2 separate regions of the Mus musculus genome follow, and region 1 is linked to region 2. Evidence: chromatin loops called from intact Hi-C (ENCODE). Cell type or tissue: left cerebral cortex. All regions are shown on one strand. Links, peaks and the distances in the headings refer to the core of each region. The heading gives the core; the rest is flanking DNA.

Region 1 (10,989 bases), core at 1,184-9,183, 670 kb after region 2:
CACATGCCTGCTTTGACATGTTTGTTGCAGTGGGAAGGCTGCAGGCCTGCCACACGCCTGGTCTTGTGACCCTGGACCGAGATCTGGGGTTTTCTGAGATGGAGTCTCCCTGTCTGTAAAGTGTTTGTGAAAGAACACTTCTTTAAGAGGTGGCTGTAACATGGAGTCATAGTATTTTGTGTGATGGTGTTACAGATGTGTCAGCTGAAGAAACAGCCTCTTCTCCCACCCCCTGTAAGGGGTCTAGGCAATGGGTTTGGCTCCCAGGGTCCCTGGGACACCTTCTGCTGGTGGCAGATAAAACCAGCTTAGTGGGAAGATGACCACAGGGAGATGGGATTAGAGGTGAAGGGGATGAAGACTGTACTATTATTGTCTCTTTATGTTGTCAGAAAAGGCAAAACCGAATCAGCCTTGAAAACAACACTGGCTATGAAAGAAGAAAAGATTGTGTTTTTGGAGGCACAGGTGGAAGAGAAAGAGAGCTTGAGTCGCCAACTCCAGATTGAGCTGCAGATGGTAAGGGCCAGGCTGAGGTCATACCCTCCCCAGAGCTACCAAGAGCAGTGCTTTGGACAGATGACGAGATGTAGGATCCTGAGGGTGCCAACCTCAGGGTATAGGGGCACACACGAGCCAGATACATAGTGGGGAGGAAGCAGATACACAGTGAGTGGGCTCAGGGCAGTCCCACACTTCCAGGTCAAGAACAGGCACATAAGAAAGTCGAGAGGACCAAGTAAAGACCTGCAGGCTCCGCAGGCCCCTTGGATGAGACAGGACCTTCATGAATATATGTCAGCTCTTAGGCACATACAAGTACATGTTGAGAACATGAACACATGTGCACACGCTATATACATATAGACATGCTTTTCTCACACTTTCCACGCATGTCAATAAGGTGGTTTACACACGCGCACACTTTTGTGTGCATCCCAGTCTCCATCTATGGGTGGACTCGTATATGGTTTCCCTTTTTTGAACATGTGGCACATGCCCTGGTTACAGAGTTATTTGGGATCTGAAGTCAGACAGAGGCAGAGCTGGCAAGGCCTCTGTGAGATGTATGACTGACTGATTGTGCCTGGTTTGCCTCTATTGTGTGGCATAGACTGGAGGCTCAGGCAACCAATAAGAGCTGTAGACATGTAACTAAGGTGGGGCCTGAGGCAGGCATGAGTTCACATCCCCACCTTTCCTTTTTTGGGGGAGGAACACATGGCCCATCCCTCCTCGGGGGGGGGGGGTGCGTGGGTGGGTGTCTGAGACTCTGTGAGGGGTCCCTCCCTACCCACTCCTGGGGTTCCTGCGCGGCTCCTTCCCACCTGAGTCTGCTTTTCAACATGGCCTGCAGATAAAGAAAGAACATGAGCAGCTGAGGCAGACCCAAGAGGGTGGAGACAAGGCACAGAACGCACTGAAGCGCCCTCCGGGCAAGGTCACCAGTCACCAAGAGAAGGAGGCCTGGGAGCCCAGCCATAAAGAGGCCACCATGGAGCTACTCCGTGTGAAGGACCGGGCCATCGAGCTGGAGCGCAGTGTGAGTGGGCTGCCCGCAAAGTGACCACACTGTTTGCAGGTGTCCCAGTATAGCAGACTGTCACTGCTGAGTTGTCCTGGCCCAGGGGGAGCACACCCAGTCTCCCGGGCTGAAGCCTACCTGCTGTGACACGCCCAGAGCAGATCCACCAGCCTCATCCCCATCGTGTTGGGTTTTCCAGAGCTGCATCCCAGCCTCTCCTCCCAAGCTGTATCTAAGCAAAGCTTTATTGACATGCAGCCGCACCTTTTATATTTGCACGTGCTCTGGCTGCTTTCCCACTGCCAGGGCAGGGGCAGCTTTCGTCGTTGGGACAGAGATAATGTGGCCACCAGACCTGAGAGTACTTACTCTTGGCCCTTATCAGAAAAAGGTCTCCAGTGCATGCTAAGTCCTCCAGTTCTGTTTGTTTCACAGCAGTGACTTCATGAAGTCCATCCCGATGATTCTCAATGGACAAGAGAGCTGAGACAACATTAGAGGCTTTCGCCAAGGCATGCTGATGAGGGGTAGCACCAGCCCGGGCCCTGCCTCTTAGCCTGATCAGTGGCGTAATAGATACGGCCTTTGTTAGTTTCCTGTTCCACTCGCTGTCTCAGGGATATGGACAGCTAGTGATGAGGGCTTGAGCTCTGTAGTCAGTGGGGGGAGTGGCTTCAGCTCACAGAAAAGTACTTTTGGGGTATTCCACACCAAAGGAAACAAAGGGACTCATGTAAGTGGCATTCGTGCCTGTATGCCCCAGGGCCCAGGCAGTAGTCCCTATATTGTCTCTGTAAATTCTATTCATTGTCCTTTTCCAAGACAGAAACTATTAACTTCCCGTACCTGAAGACCCCCAGCTACCTCTGCCCTTGAAGGTTCAGTAAAACCCCAGGCCCTATGCTCACCATGCTGTGTGTAACTGGCGCGTGCTTCTCCCCTAGAACGCAGCTCTTCAGGCCGAGAGGCAGCTGCTGAAGGAGCAACTACAGCACTTGGAGACTCAGAACGTGTCCTTCAGCAGCCAGATCCTGACCCTACAGAAGCAGAGCGCCTTCCTGCAAGAGCACACCACCACGCTGCAGACCCAGACTGCGAAGCTGCAGGTAGCAGGACGCTAATGGTGCCTCGTGGGAGCTGCAAGGCCAGGCAGGGGGACCTGGAGACAGGCTGGTTGCTAAGAGGCTTACTGTATACCGTAGATGTATACAGTCTCTTTTTAAGCTTGGTGGAACAGTTTCTGTGCAGTATACCTGTATTATGCTGATAGAGGGCAAATGAGGCTGTGACCTGGCTTCCCTCTGCTGGAAGCAGCCAGCAGGGCCAGCCCCTCAGTCTGCTTATCCTGTGGTCTATAGGTGATGGGGAAATGAAAAATTATTCATTAATGTAATTTCTGGGAAAAGTTGGAAAGTTACATATGGGGCAGAGACAATAAACAGGAAACTTACTTGGCAGAGAAGTTGGGTTTGTTTTGTTAAAATAAGAAAATAGGATGTTGGTTTGTTACTTTGTTTTGGAAAAAGTCTTTGTCTGGTTTTAATATAAGAGCAGTTCTGGCCCCTGTTCAGTTTTTAATGTCTTGGGGTTGTGTTAGAATACTTTAAAAACTCAGGTGGTCAGATGTGGCCCGTTAATAAAAGTGCTTAGCATGTACACAAGGTCCTTGGTTCAGGCCCCAACAGCACAAAAATAAATATGTAAAAATCAATTGGTTGACAGTATTATCTGGTACTCAAGAAAATAGGCTTTAAAAATAATCAGTAATGACATGCAAGGGGCTCACGTAGACGGAGGACATGATTTCTGGAGTTGGCTCAGGATGATATCCTTCTCGCAGCCAGCGTTTTGCCATGTTGGCCCCACTTCCTAAGCCAAGTCCTCAAGTTCCGGTAGCACTGTCCCCGGCTGGCCTGCCTTGAGGTCCCTCTGAGGCTGGCTGTTGCTGGTCATCCTCGGCCTGATCACTCGCAGGGCTCTCTGCTCTCCCTCCAGGTGGAGAATTCCACACTGAGTTCCCAGAACGCAGCGCTCAGTGCACAGTACACGGTGTTGCAGAGCCAGCAGGCTGCCAAGGAGGCCGAGCACGAGGGTCTGCAGCAGCAGCAGGAGCAGCTGGCAGCCGTCTATGAAGCCCTGCTGCAGGACCACAAGCACCTGGGCACCCTGTACGAGTGCCAGTCCTCAGAGTATGAGGCCCTCATCCGCCAGCACAGCTGCCTGAAGACGCTGCACAGGAACCTGGAGCTGGAGCACAAGGAGCTGGGGGAGAGGTGAGAGGTGGGGGGGGGCCTGGAGGCAAGGGAGGCCGAGGCTGGGGACAGGCAGGCTGGTGTGGGGAGACGGCCTGTGGTGGAGGCAGCTGCTGTGTTGAGCCCCTTAGGCTGTCACAGAGCTTGTGGTACTTTCCTAAGGGCCAAGTGCATCTCGTCTCTCCCCCACATTTCCTCTTGGCAGGCTGCTCTGCATTGTTGCTTGCACCTGAGCTTTCTCAAGGGAAGGAAATAGAGCCTTTAGCAACTTCTGCTTCCTTTTTGTTTGTCCAGCTGGGGATTGTGGCAGGGGACACTGGGGCCAAGGAGTGCCATGGCCCACGCTGGTTCTGGGTGGCCCAGTGTAGACACTTGGAGACCTATTCTCTAAGAATGCTTTCTCCTTCCTCCTCCGTCTGACCTACACCCTTGGGAAAATTCTGGCTACCATTGTGCAGGGTTGTGTTTATCCACACTTCAGAATCCCTTTTCCAAGTCTGAGGCTAGAATGCTTGCTTAAAGGAGGGGGCGGGGCGGGGGGACCAACCCAAATCCTCCCATTATGTTAAGTATTTAACGTGTACAACAAAACACAGAGTAACCCCACACCTCTGATCTCAGCACAGTTGGAAGGTCGAGAGAGGGAGGGAGGGAGCTGAGCCCTCAGCTGCCCCCCCCAGATGCCCACACTACCTTCATCCTTTAATCCACACCAGGTGCTTTTCTTTCTTTTTTTTTTAAAGGTATACTTTGCATATGTTGAAAAATACTATGTGCTAACTTTTCACCATAGCATCCCAGGTCCTGGGATGTGTGTCCTTGATTCACTCACTGTTGGCTGAGCTCCTGTGTCGTTGATTCACCCACTGTTGGCTGAGCTCCTGCCCATGCACCGAGGGTTCTAGATCCCTGAGCGCACATACTGAGGGTCCAAAGTCCTGTCTTGTCAGCTACTTAGTGTCCTTGGCTGGACATAGCTGGAGGCTCCTTCCGTCTGTGCACTGGGCTGTGAGTGTCTGTCACACAGCACTGAGTAAAGTCTGAGTTCTCATCTGCTACCTAACTGGACTCCTGCCATAAACTTACTGTCTTGTCAAAGGCTCAGTGGTAGTAAGCCAGACCCCAAAAGCCTGTGGGCTGAGTGTGCCCTGCTGAAGTGCCACACGGGGAGCAGGGATTAGGCAGGCAGCCCTGCTGGTCAGTCTGTGGCCTTTATTTGTCAACCTCCATGATTCCCCCACAATCACTAACTTAGGTGGAAGCCCGACGGTTCTCTCATCTCATCCCCCACCATGATGGGGCCACCTCTGCACTTTGGCCATTAAGTGACTTTCCTACTTGGGGCTCCAGTGAGATGATCCAGGTGCAGCTGATGTGGAGGGTGGGACTAGAGAAGAGACTGGAGACCCCAACCGTGCTACTGCTATGAACTCAGAAGAGAAGTGGGGGAGGGGGGAGGGAGCAGATTTCTGAGCAGGATGATTGAGGAACCTGCCTCAGGCCTCTCCTCTCACTGACTTGGAGAGTCTAGGGTGACAGTCAGGGTTTGTCACTTTTCTACCCTTGTGCTATGCTGCCCCCCAGTGGCAGCTGTGCAACCTGCAAGGATTGAGTGAGAAAGAAAATTCATCATGGCAGGGAGGTCTCACCCACCCACTCCCAATGCCAGGAACAGATATGTGGGCTCCCATACAGGAGGGTGTGAGGGGGGATTAGCTGCTTCATACACGGAATTTAGCTGTTTATTCTGTGGTTTCCTTTAGATCTACTGGTTCTTAATGAGCCACTTTGTAGCACAAGTCTCTAAAAGGTGTAGAGTAAAACCCTAATGCTCTCGGGCGGCCTACAAAAGGAGACAGGCCATGACAGGGAATAGAAGATGAACCTGACACTGGGGGAGCCAGTGATGGACGACCCCACTCTGGCAACATTTCTCTTGCTTCCCTGCCGTCCAGCCTCTCACCTCTCCCCAGAGAAAAGGTTTCAGAGGAATCCCCCCTCTTTCTGAGAGGGTATGTTCCAGTTTCCCGGAGTGTGAGTTGCTTGTGGTAGATAAAGCCTGGCCATGCTTCCGCCACTAGGCACGGAGACTTACAGCAGCGTAAGGCAGAGCTGGAGGAGCTGGAGAAAGTACTGAGCACCGAGCGGGAGGCACTTGAGCGGGAGCAGAAGACCAACGCCATTGCCACGAGCGAGAACCAGAGGCTTCGAGGAGAGCTGGACAGGTGAGCACAGGGGCAGGCACGCCCAGCCCTGGCAGTAGTGGGGGTGACATCAATAGCTCGTCCAGACCAGGCCTCTCTGAAAACCACTAGTGGAGGCTGGTGAACTCCTGGTCACGTGTTCTTATGAACTGCATGATTTTGGCTAGGGAAGGAGTGGAGGGCTGTGCTGGCGCGGGCTAGGTGGTGGTACTCAGCCAGTCCAAGGAAGGGATGGGTCATGTATCTGGGTAGGCATAGTCCCCTTCGGATGTGAGCCCAGCCCCCAGGAGCCACTGTGGTCTTCCTTAGTCAACAGATGCAGCCACTCACTAGGGCTTCATTGTAACCAGAATCTCATTCCTATTTGTGGATCTTTTGTAGACATGCAGAGCTCGCAGGATATTTGTGTCATCAGGTTCATCCAGCTGCCTTGTTACATCCCTCCCCTTACGAACAGGATCTGGTCCGTGCAGGTCTTTAGTGTTTAGTGTAGAGTCCTTATCTTGCTGTGTAAAACAGCCCTGGGGCACAGTGCTCTGGTGTAGTCAGTGTCTCTGAATACAGAATAGCAGAGAAAAAAACCTGTGTCAGATAAGCTTCCCTTGCCTGGAGGCTGGCTCGAGGCTGTTACATAAAGCGCCTTGGAGCAGGCACTCACCCAAAACTGCATTGTAAACCAAGGAGAGCCCGGTGTTCTCCCTAGGAGCAAAGTTCAGTGTCCACCAATTCCATGTTTGCAGCAATTTAATAGATCTGGACTGCTGGCTGCCGCCCCTTCCTGTTGTAGAGATGAGGAAATCTGGTAGCTCAGAGATCAGGTAACACTCAAGGTGAAACCTTTGGTTAACAAGAGCCAGAACTGAGTCCAGACCTTGTATTGTTTCAAGTCCGATTGGGGGAAACACTGCTTCCTTCCACGTCCTGGTGTTCCTTTATCCTAGCAAAGGGGCCCTGGCAAGCATTTAGGGAAATGCTGCCCCCTCGGGTGCACAGGCTGTGATTCGGAGCATTTGGACGGTCACAAACACTGTGACCTGTAATGGACAGAATTTGGCCACCTTGGGATCAGGTCATTCCTGTTTCCACTCTGTGAGGCCAGGTACCTCATATGCAGCTGGGGTTTTTAAGATTTACTTCTGTGTTTTAATAATTGTGTGTATCTGTGCGTGGGTGTGTGCACATGAGTGCAGCTACCCGTGGAGGCAGAGATGGCAGCTCTTCCTCTAGCTGGAGTTTATAGTTAGTGTGAGGTCCCTGCAGGGGTGTGGGAATCAGGCCCTGTGCAAGAGCTGCACGTGCTCTTAACTACTGAGCCGTCTCTCCAGCCTGAGAGTCAAGTTTTTGGAAAGCTAGCTGAATTATGAGAGTTAGGACGGCAATAATTGTATTGTTGTAGGTTTACATAGTCCCTTACCTACACATCCCATTTTATAATCTCAGGAGTTAGAAAGCCCCACCGAGTTGGGCACAGCATTTTTTTTATTTTATTTTTTTTTCAGTGACTAACTCCATATGTTTTCTTACAAAAGCGTAATTAATTATGAGTGCATCAGACCTGATTATTTAGGTAGGTTTCCAATTGGTTACCACCGAGGTGCTCGCACCACTATTACACTTGTAAGATTATCAGGCTGTGCTGGTGGCTGATGTGGTTCATGGGCATCACGGCTGGGTGGGACTGTTGGGCACAGCATTTTAGAGAAAAAAAAAATTCTCTGTTTTTCTTTTATTAGCACAGCTTTTTGTTTGTTTTGTTTTGTCTTTCACTTATACCAGAACGCCTAAACTATAATGTAAAAGGCCATGTCTTTTACAATAGGCTGAGATGTCTTCTTCGTTTCAGTAGACATGAGCAAAACGGCCTGGGTTCGAGTGTAGCTGCCTAGGTTAGCTCCTGGGACTGGATGAGCCAGTGGTTGGTGACACAGAGCTGGGTCACGCTGGCTGTTACGGGAGGCAAAGCTCCTCAGATAATCCCTCTGTACAGAGAGTCTGGGGACAGCAAGTAGATTCTTCCTCGTCTCTGGGAGGCACAGTCCACGATGTCCTTTTGTGTTCAGTGTCTTAACCTGGTTCTTGTCCTCCTCCCCCCACCTAGACCAGTATGGCATCAGGGATGTCGTCCTAGAGCCCCAGAGCACAGTTAGAAAAGCAGCGATTTTTGCTCAGTGTTCTTACATTATGCACAGGTTGACTTTGCATGCCTGCACCTGTCAGAGCAGAGACAGGACCCACAGCGCGGGCCTTTCCGTCTTTTGGAGTGCGTTTTAGCCCCTCTGCCCCATGGCTTTCCAACCCTAGGATCAGCTTCCTGCACCAGCAGCTGAAAGGGGAGTATGAAGAGCTGCACGCCCACACCAAGGAGTTGAAAACCTCGCTCAACAACTCTCAGCTGGAGCTGAGCCGCTGGCAGGTGCGCTTCGACGAGCTTAAGGAGCAGCACCAGAGCATGGACATCTCTCTGACCAAGATGGACAACCACTGTGAGGTGAGACACTGTGAGGGACCAGCCTCCTCCCAGGTAGCTTCTCAGAGACTTGAGATGTCCTTGAAGCCAAGGTTAGATCAGAGTGCCACCTGTGGTAGGAACATTTCAGAAGCCACCTTGTCTGATATTTGCCCCATGAGGTTGGCAGTGTCTCCCATTGGTCCTTCGGGACATGGTAGCACCATCTTTGGTAACCTCTTTCAGTAGACAGCTACATGGGCAAACTGGTCTGGGTTTGAGGGTAGCTGTCCAGCTTGGATCCTGGGGCTGGGGGATCCAGTGGTTGGTGACGCAGAGCTGAGTCAGAAATGACCATTATGGGAAGCAAAGCCCTCCTTTAGATAGAATTTCAGATAGCTCCCGTTGAACAGAGAGTTTGATTTCTGAGAGACCCACTGCGAGTAGGATGGGAGCCCAGTCTCTGCCTTCAAAGCCTCTGGGCCTTCCCACCACACCACAGTGCTGTCCTAAAACAAAATCTGTGAACTTCAGCCCACAGGCCAGGCCCTCCCTACCACCTGCGCCTACTCAGCCCACAGACTAAGAACAGCTCTCGACATTTTTAACAGTTGGAACTAAAAATTCAAATGAACGATACTTTGTGGCTAGTGAAAATTACGTGAAGTTTTTGTCAGTGTGTGAGTGAAGCTTTGTTGGGACACAGCCACTCTTGGGTTCTCCAACACAGCTTTTATGCTACAAAGGCACAAGACGGAGGTGACTTGGAGAGCCCAAGGTCTTTCTAGTCTCTGGCTTTGGGCATAAAAGACTTTCTTTCTTTCTTTCTTTCTTTCTTTCTTTCTTTCTTTCTTTCTTTCTTTCTTTCTTTCTTTCTTTCTTTCTTTCTTTCGCAGCAGAGCTTTTAGTTGAAATATGAAAGCTACCTGTGCAGTTAAGCACTTTGTAGTAGCCACCTTCAACACAGTTCTTTTTTTCAATGAGATTAATAAATTTTTCTTTCTCGTGCTGGGGATGTCACTTCCACCACTGAGCCACCTCCCTGGCCCTAGTGAAATTAATTGTAATAACACTTTATTTAGCTAGTAGATCAAAAATACCATTTCACATACAACCTTCTGGTCCCGCTTTTCATACCAAGTTTTTAGCGTCTGTTGTACGTCTGGTTTCGCACCGCAGCCCTGGTGTCTGATCTGTGCTCTCGACACCGCCTGGGGCTGCCAGGTAGGGAACAGGGCTGGGTGGTGGGTCATGTGGCGCCTGAGCCACTGTCGGTCTGTGTTCCAGCTGCTCTCCCGGCTCAAGGGGAACTTAGAGGAGGAGAATCATCACCTGCTGAGCCAGATCCAGCTGCTGAGTCAGCAGAACCAGATGCTCCTGGAACAGAACATGGAGAGCAAGGAGCAGTACCACGAGGAGCAGAAGCAGTACATGTGAGTGGGCTGTGGGCTGTGGCAGGCGGCGCGTCCACCAGGGGCGGATGCAGTCCTTACTCAGACACCTGATGCCCTGCCTTCTCCTCCCCCAATACACCTGTCACTCTCAGGACAGAACAGGCCCTAGCCATTAGGGTTTAGAGGTTAGAGATGGAACCGTACTATTTTATGGAATGTTCTAGATTTCCAGAGGCGGTAGACAGTGGCTTTGTGCCTATGTGAGGTTTCCTACTCTCATGTGCGCTCCCCCACCCCACCCCTCCACCTCTCTACGTGCACATGTATGGGAAGGCACACGTGGAAGCCAGAGGTCAGCTTGAGTGTCATTTGAGAAAACATCTCTCACTGGTCTATGCCTTCCTGACTAGGCTAGGATGGCTGGCCAGTGAACCCCCCAGATCCGCCTGTCTCTTCCCCACTGAGGTCACAAAGGCCGTCCTACTATGCCTGGCTTTTTATGTGGCTTCTAGAGATCAAACTCGGGTCCTCAGGCTTCCATGGCCATTATTTTACCAACTGAGCTATCTTTTCCCCCCTCATCAGCCTTTCCTTTTTCTTTTTTTTTTTTTTAAAGATTTTATTTATTACTGTACATAGGTACAATGTAACTGACTTCAGATTTCATTACGGGTGGTTGTGAGCCACCATGTGGTTGCTGGGATTTGAACTCAGGACCTTCAGAAGAGCAGTCGGTGCTCTTACCTGCTGAGCCATTTCACCAGCCCTCATCCGCTTTTTCTAAACTATTACCCACAGGTGGAAGGAAGGCCCCTTTTACTTGAGTTCATTTGTAGAAATAGGCATCCAGCACCTATGGTTTTTTATTCATTTGTTTTTGTTTTGCTTTGTTTTGAAATTTTGAGATCCACTTTGTAGCTTTGGCTAGACAAGAACTCACTGTGTAGACCAGGCTGACCTGGAACTCAAAGAGATCCACCTGCCTCAGCCTCCTGAATCATGGGATTAAGGGAGTGTGCCACCATGTCCAGATTCATAGCTGGTACAGCTGATCATAAATTCCCAATTCAGTGACCAGTGTGGGGATGAGCACCCTCAGGCCTGAATCCAGACACTGACTTCTGATCTAGGTCGGGTTGGTAAGTACGCTCACTCATTTATTTAAAGT
Region 2 (8,000 bases), core at 1-8,000:
TGACACAGTGACAGCCAACTGAGAATTGCTATTTGGAAGACATGCTTGCTTGGGACCAATGGGACATGGGTTGAAGGTATAAAGGGTGATCCAGAAGAATTAATAAAGGAGATTTTGGAAGCATTCTCATGAACTTGCTGTGGAGTTCTCGCCTGCTCCTGGAGTCTAAGCCATTGATTCTCTGCCACCCCATCCCCAACCCATGAGGCTTGTGGAGAGCCGCAATAACATTTACCATCATAAGATGGTGCTGGCTCCACAGTGCCTTATGCCACCTAAACAAAGAACAAGCTATGTGCGCATGTGCAAGGAGCAAAAGCCGGCCAAGTCACTAGCCCATCCGGGGGGTGTAGGAGATCGTGGGTGAAGCTGCCAGTCGGGTATAGACACGTCACACCAGGGGGTACTTAAGCAACACGTTTCTGAGCCTTCTTTGTCTTTCTCATCAACATGTAATAAAGATTAGCTACGAAAGGATCTTGTGTCCCGTGTGCGTTCCTGCGGGCGGGAACAATAGCTCAGGACAGAGGCTGAGCATGGTCTAGAGGCAGATGGTCCAAGGTATAAAGCAGCAGGGGGAATCAATGTAAAGTAAGGATATCTAAGCAAAAACAACTTATGTCAATGGAGGAACTTGGCATAGTAAGAAGACAGGTTCTTATCTTTGAAAGAAATTGTAGTTGGAGAACTCAGTGTCTTAGTGACTCACTGTTTAGAGCAGAACTTCTTGCCCTTAAATCCTAGATTAATTCAGCAAGAAATGTGGTAATCTAGGAATATTTTATGTGTATAAGAACATGAATGAAATATGTATTATTAGTTTGTAATCTCTCTCTCTCTCTCTCTCTCTCTCTCTCTCTCTCTCTCTCTCTCTCTCTCTCTCTCTCTCTCAGCAGTGTCTATCTGAGGCCTCAGACATACTGTGTTACACAAGCTGTCCTCAAACTCCTGATGCTCCTACCTTGGGATTCTCAACTGCTGAGATTACATACATATGGGCTATCATAATATACTCATTCAACAATTTCTTAACAGTCCTTTGTCAGATGCTGCCTGGAATACATGGGATATTGTAGGAACAGGTCAAAACAAATAAAAACTTTCGACTAGAATGTTGTGGGCCTTGGTTTAACCTTTAGTATCAGGAAAAACAAAGCAAACCAGCAAGAAATCAGTCTTGCTTTATGAGCTTACTTTCTTGGGAAGACCGAAGGACACAAAAATAAAACTAGCAAGTGAAGTGTTAGAGCAGTAACACATAGTTTGGAGAATATAGGAAGGAATAGGGAGTCAGGGATGGTAGAGATAGGGCTATCATTATACAGGGATTGGTCAGGGAAGGCCTCACTCTGAGCTGGGCATTAAAGCAAAATACTGACAAAGGTCACAGTGGGGTGTGACATATGACAGAAGATGAAGGGGTGGTCTTGCAGCTGCAAAGTCTGACTTGGGAACATATCAGAGAAACAGAAAAGAGGCCAACATGCCTAGGCTAGAGTGAGCTGGAGGGCTGTCATGTTGAAGCATGATGAAAAGACAGGGCAAGCAGAAGGGGAAGTCTCTCATTCCAGATCCTGATATGGATTTCTGTTTGGCTTAGTGTCTAGAACTTCAACACATCTGACAAAATCAAACTACAACTTGGATTTAGAGCAGAGACAATAATCATTTTTCTGCATGGCCTGTTACAGCAGAATATAGGAATAGTGGGCTTTGTTTGCTTAGGACCAGAAGATGTGTGATCTTTGAGTTTAACTATATTAGCACTCTATTCTCACCCTGAAACTTGACCAATGAACTGCACAAACCACCTAACATCTCATTTACAAAAGGAAATTCTCCTTTGACTAGCCAGACTGGTCAAGGCCTTGGCTTTACATCTTACAGAGAGTCATTTGCCTTTGTCTCTAGCATGCTGGAATGTTGTTCCCAGCACATCAGTCCAAAGGAAATACATAAGGGAGATAAATCAACAAGTACAACAAGCTTTTTAAAAAGCCTCCTCATAAAACTTTGAGCAAGGCTAAATTTGACTTCATCTTTGACATAGTTGTAAATCGCATCTTTAACAATGTAATTTCATACAGTTCATAAATCATATGACACTTAAGGTCCCTGTCTCTGAACAAAAGTGCTTAAAACGATTCAACACCAAGTAACTTTTTCTAGGAAAACTAACATTTCCCTCTGTTCCACCAATCTCTTCTAACCTCCAGAAAGGTGGCTGTCCAGTTCTAAGGAGCCAGCCTATATTGTAGGCATGATATAGCAGGAATTTAAATGTGTCTATGCTAGTACAAGGAGTTGCTGAAGACATGAGACAGTTGTAAGTTCTCTACTTTGAAAACACAGTGCTCTTTGTCTATGTGTCTCCTTTGAGGTTTATTTGGGAGCTAAGAAGTCAAGGAGAGAGTCCATTGAGACTTCTTGGCTGCAAAATAGTGTCTGTGAGTAGCTGAAGTTATCAATGCAGTGGCTAAAAAAGGAGCAGCAGAACTCCTTGAGAAATATGAAAAATAGCTTAAGTACCTCATCCTATAACTGTGTCCATCTACAGTATAAATACTCTTAAAAACTGTTAAGTCTGTACGTATGCATGTATACATGGAGTGATTGTGTGTGTGCACATGAGTACATCTGTATAGTGCATTTGCATGTGTCTCTGTGTATGTGTGGTGAGTTTGTTATGGTGTGTGGATAGAGTCCAGAGTAATCTAGCTGGAATCAATTCTTTCCTTGTACTACTTCCTAGGGGTCAAGCCTGAGATTCAGGCTTGATGGCAAGTACACATATCAGCTAACCTATCTAAATGAGGACAGTGATTTTTTTTTAAATCTTATTAGACATTTTCTTTATTTACATTTCTTTTTTTAATTAGGTATTTTCCTCATTTACATTTCCAATGCTATCCCAAAAGTCCCCCATACCCTTCCCCTCCACCCCCTCCCCACCCACTCCCACTTTTTGACCCTGGTGTTCAAATATGAATCAAACACTGCAGAAGTTCATTTATAGACAAATTATTTACCTTTGACTTGTGAAATTGATTTCTCGGTATGGGTTTGCTAGGGTCTGCATGATAAAAATTATCTGTGAGTGGAATAGAAATTCCCATGTGGGATGGAGGTCTGTAGTTTATCTGCAAAAGATTAAGCAAAGGAAGAGGGCTATGTGTTATTATTCATCACCTCATAAATGTTTTGTCTTTTCCATACAACCATTCTGCATAAATATTTCACTTTCAGCTGAATGTACTATAATGTATTTTACCACTTCACTTTCTCTCCCACTCAGTTTCTGTAATTTCAGAGACCTGACTCTGTGATGATGTAATTTGGATTTTGAAAGGAAGTGAAAATGACTTTTAGTACTTAAAATAGGTTTCATAAAGTTAATGGAGGATATTTCTAAGCATTTTTAGCAAAGAGTCACAGAGATGCAGTTAGATCACAGTTTCAAGTTTTGCTTATTTCTTTTCTATCACAGACCTAAATGTAGTACATCAGCTAATTTTTAGTTAGTTTGTTTTTTTCAGGTACAACTTTCTTTATTATGTTTTTCATTTTGTTTTTAAATTAGTAAAAGAAACTGGGTCCTAAAGCTGCAGTGATCTGAGCAGCAGGAATTTTGTGCATTCACCTTTTGTTTAAATATGTTTAAATTATCACACCACAGGCACACTTCATTTGCATGAAATATGCACCATACAAACTAATTTTAGTTAAGTTATTTACCCCCACCCCGACCCCGGGAAGAAAAAAAAACCTACTCTGGAAGATAATTTTCACTGAAATGTAATCAAACTTTGTTAAGTAGATTGTGACAAGAGTATAATTGATATGAAAATAATATTTTAACATTCGGTCATCAACTTTATAAAATCATTTGCTATATAAATTTTTGCAATTTTTAAAGTTATAGTCTATCTTCATATTAACCTCAGAATTAAAGCATAATGAGAGAGCTTCTGGGACATGGTCCTACTATAGGCCTTCATCCTCAGCCAGGAGGTGGAGCTGATCCTCAGTCCTCTGTGTAACTTCCCTGTCAGAGGAGAGATTGCCTCCAGGGAGTGCTCTGACTTCAGGATTCAGGGGAGATCACCATTTTCTCTTCTGTGTCTCCATAAGACCGGTTATCCCAGAAGAGCACAGGCCACAGAAGCAACAGAGCTTCTGGGACAAGGTCCTACTACTAGCCTTCATCCTCAGCCAGGAGGTGGAGCTGATCCCCAGTCCTTTGTGCACTGGTCTTGCCAGGAGAGAGCTGGTCTCCCAGGAGTGCTGACACAGGCTTACAGACTCACAGGAGGTACAAGTTTCAGCCAGAGACAGCTAGATCATCTAACACCAGAGATTACCAGATGGTGAAAGGAAAATGTAAGAAACTTACCAACAGAAACCAAGAATACGTGGCATCATCAGAACCCAGTACTCCTACCACAGCGAGTTCTGGATACCCCAAGCACCAGAAAAGCAAGATACGGATTTAAAATCATATTACATGATGCTGGTAGAGGATTTTAAGAAGGACATTAATAAGTCCCTTAAAGAAATACAGGAGAACACAGCTAAATAGGTAGAAGTCCTTAAAGATGAATCACAAAAAGCCCTTAAAGAATTATAGGAGAACACAGGTAAACAGGTAGAAGCCCTTAAAGAAGAAACATTAAAACCCCCTAAAGAATTACAGGAATACACAAGCAAACAGGTCAAGGAGTTGAACAAAACTATCCAAGATCTAAAAAATAGTAGAAACAAATAAAGAAATCACAAAGGGAGACAACTCTGGAGATAGAAATTCCAGGAAAGAAATCAGGAGCCATAGATGCAAGAATCACCAACAGAATACAAGGAAGAGAGAATCTCAGGTGCAGAAGATTCCACAGAAAACATGGACACAACAATCAAAGTATGCAAAATGCAAACAGATTCTAACTCAAAGCATTCAGGAAATCCAGGACACAATGAAAAGACCAAACCTAAGGATAATAGGTATATATGAGAATGAAGATTTTCAACTTAAAGGGCCAGTAAATATCTTCAACAAAATTATAGAGGAAAACATCCCTAACCTAAAGAAAGAGATGCCCATGAACATACATGAAGCCTAAAGAAATCCTAATAGTTTTGACCAGAAAAGAAATTCCACCTGACACATAATAATCAGAACAACAAATGCACTAAATAAAGATAGAATATTAAAAGCAGTAAGGGAAAAAGGTCAAGTAACATATAAAGGCAGGCCTATAGAATTACACCAGACTTCTCACCAGAGGCTATGAAAGCCAGAAGATCCTAGACAGATGTTATACAAAACAAAATTTACACAATATCTTGCCATAAATCAAGCCCTACAAAGGATAATAGATGGAAAACACCAACACAAGGAGGAAAACTACACCCTAGAAAGGAGAAACTAATCTTTCAACAAACCCTAAAGGAGATAGCTACAGAAACATAATTCCACTTCTAACAACAAAAATAACAGGAAATAACAATCACGTTTCTTTAATATCATTCAACATCAATGGACTCAATTCCCCAATAAAAAGACATAGTCTAACAGACTGGATACATGAATAGGACCCGACATTTTTGCTGCATATGGGAAACCCACCTCAGGGACAAAGACAGACACTACCTCAGAGTGAAAGGCTGTAAAACAATTTTCCAAGCAAATGGTCTGAAGAAACAAGCTGGAGTAGCCATTCTAATATTGAATAAAACCGACTTTCAACCTAAAGCAATAAAAAAAAGACACAGAGGGGAACTGCATACTCATTAAAGGTAAAATGTACCAAGATGAATGCTCAATTATGAACATCTATGCTCCAAATGCAAAAGTATCCACATTCATTAAAGAAACTTTAGAAAAGCTCAAAGCACACATTGCACTGCACACAATAATAGTGGGAGACTTCAACAGCCTACTTTCAGAAATGGACAGATCCTGGAAATAGAAACTAAACAGAGACACAGTGAAAGTAACAGAAGTTATGGAACAAATGGATTTAACAGAATTTATCTATAGAATACTTTATCCTAAAATAAAAGGATATACCTTCTTCTCAGCCCCTCATGTTACCTTCTCTAAAACTGGCCATATAATCAGTCACAGAAAAGCATCAACAGATACAAAAATATTGAAATAATCCCATGCATCCTATCAGATCACCACAGACTAAGGCTGATCTTCAATAACAACACAAATAGTAGAAAGCCAACATACATGTGGAAGCTGTACAAAACTCTACTCAATGATACATTTGTCAAGGAAGAAATAAAGAAAGAAATTAAAGACTTTTTAGAGTTGAATGAAAATGAAGCCACAACATACCCAAACTGATGGGACACAATGAAAGCAGACCTAAGAGGAAAATTCATAGCTCTAAGTGCCTCCAAAAATAAAATGGAGAGAACATATACTAACAGCTTGATAGTACACCTAGAAGCTCTAGGACAAAAGGAAGGAAATTCACCCAAGAGGAGTAGAGGGCAGGAAATAATCAAACTTGTGGCTGAACTCAACCAAGTGGAAACAAAAAGAACTATACAAAGAATCACCAAAGCAGGAGCTGGTTGTTTGAGAAAATCAACAAGATAGATAAACCCTTAGCCAGACTAACTAGAGGGCACAGGGACAGTATCCTAAGTAAAAATATCATAAATGAAAAAGGAGACATAACAACAGATCTTGAGGAAATCTAAACCATCATCAGATCCTACTACAAAAGGCTATATACTCAACAAAACTGGAAAACCTGGATGAAATGGACAACTTCCTAGACAGATACCAGGTACCAAACTTAAATCAGGATCAGATTAATGATCTAAACAGTCCAATATCCCCTAAAGAATTAGAAACAGTCATTAATTGTCTCCCAACTAAAAAAGCCCCAGGACCAGATGGGTTTAGTGCAGAGTTCTCAGACCTTCAAGGAAGATCTAATTCCAATTTTCCTCAAACTATTCCACAAAATAGAAACCGAAGGTACTCTACCAAATTCGTTCTATGAAGCCACAATTACTCTGATACCTAAACCACATTAAGACCCAACAAAGAAAGAGAACTTCAGACCAATTTCCCCTATGTATATCAATGCAAAAAAATACTGAATAAAATTCTTGCAAACCGAACACAAGAAAACATTAAAATTATCATCCATCATGATCAAGTAGGCGTCATTCCAGGGATGCAGGTGTGGTTCAATATATGGAAATTCATCAACATAATCCACTATGTAAACAAACTCAAAGACAAAATCTACATGATCATCTCATTAGATGCTGAGAAAGCATTTGACAAAAATCCAACACCCATTCATGATAAACGTCTTGGAAAGATAAGGAAATCAAGGCCCATACCTAAACATAGTAAAAGCAATATACAGCAAACCAGTAGTCAACATCTAACTAAATGGAGAGAAACTTGAAGAAATCCCAAAAATCTGGTACTACACAGGGCTGCCCACTCTCTGCCCAACATAGTACTAAAATCCTGTTCAGAGCAATTTGACAACAAAAGGAGATCAAAGGGATACAAATTGGAAAGGAAGAAGTCAAAATATCATTATTTGCAAATGATATGATAGTATATATAAGTGACCCCAAAAATTCCACGAGAGAACTCCTAAACCTGATAAACATCTTCAGTGCAGTAGATGGATATAAAATTGACTCAAACAAATCAGTAGCCTTTCTCTACACAAAGGAAAAAATCAGGTTGAGAAAGAAACTAGGGAAACAATACCCTTCATAATAGTCACAAATAATATAAAATACGTTGGTGTGGCTCTAACTAAGCAAGTGAAAGATGTGTATGATAAGAACTTCAAGTCTCTGAAGAAAGAAATAGAAAAAGACCTCAGAAGATGGAAAGATCTCCCATGCTCATGAATTGGCAGGATTAATATAGTCAAAATGGCCATCTTGCCAAAAGCAATCTACAGATTCAATGAAATCCACATCAAATTCCAACTCAATTCTTCACAGAGTTA

Evidence for each region. Hi-C counts contacts between places; a loop is a spot of excess contacts. Peaks named below come from ENCODE experiments on the same cell type or tissue, not always from the same donor. Only the 100,000 strongest peaks of a DNase experiment are listed, where the experiment ranks them.
Region 1: it touches region 2 in a loop (10-fold over the local background); 3 of 42 quality-filtered maps call a loop at or near these places.

The regions. Positions count from the first base shown.
Region 1 is chr12:100,930,639-100,941,627 of GRCm38, reverse strand. It overlaps Ccdc88c (coiled-coil domain containing 88C), which reads left to right. Exons shown (of 30, transcript NM_026681.5): 17 at 393-519; 18 at 1,358-1,543; 19 at 2,470-2,631; 20 at 3,521-3,798; 21 at 5,859-6,002; 22 at 8,283-8,469; 23 at 9,715-9,860. A630072L19Rik (a long non-coding RNA gene) reads right to left here and starts at 3,524. Exons shown (of 5, transcript XR_003950128.1): 1 at 2,977-3,524; 2 at 1-2,877. In left cerebral cortex, for the core only: a CTCF peak has its summit at 5,363 (motif pointing left); DNase peaks (open chromatin) are centred at 5,364, 6,336 and 6,553.
Region 2 is chr12:101,597,815-101,605,814 of GRCm38, reverse strand. Catsperb (cation channel sperm associated auxiliary subunit beta) reads right to left here. Exons shown (of 27, transcript NM_173023.2): 22 at 3,030-3,140. Among named protein-coding and RNA genes, the nearest start is that of Tc2n, 120 kb to the left of the region's middle. In left cerebral cortex, for the core only: no CTCF peak of the experiment used is centred there; no DNase peak of the experiment used is centred there.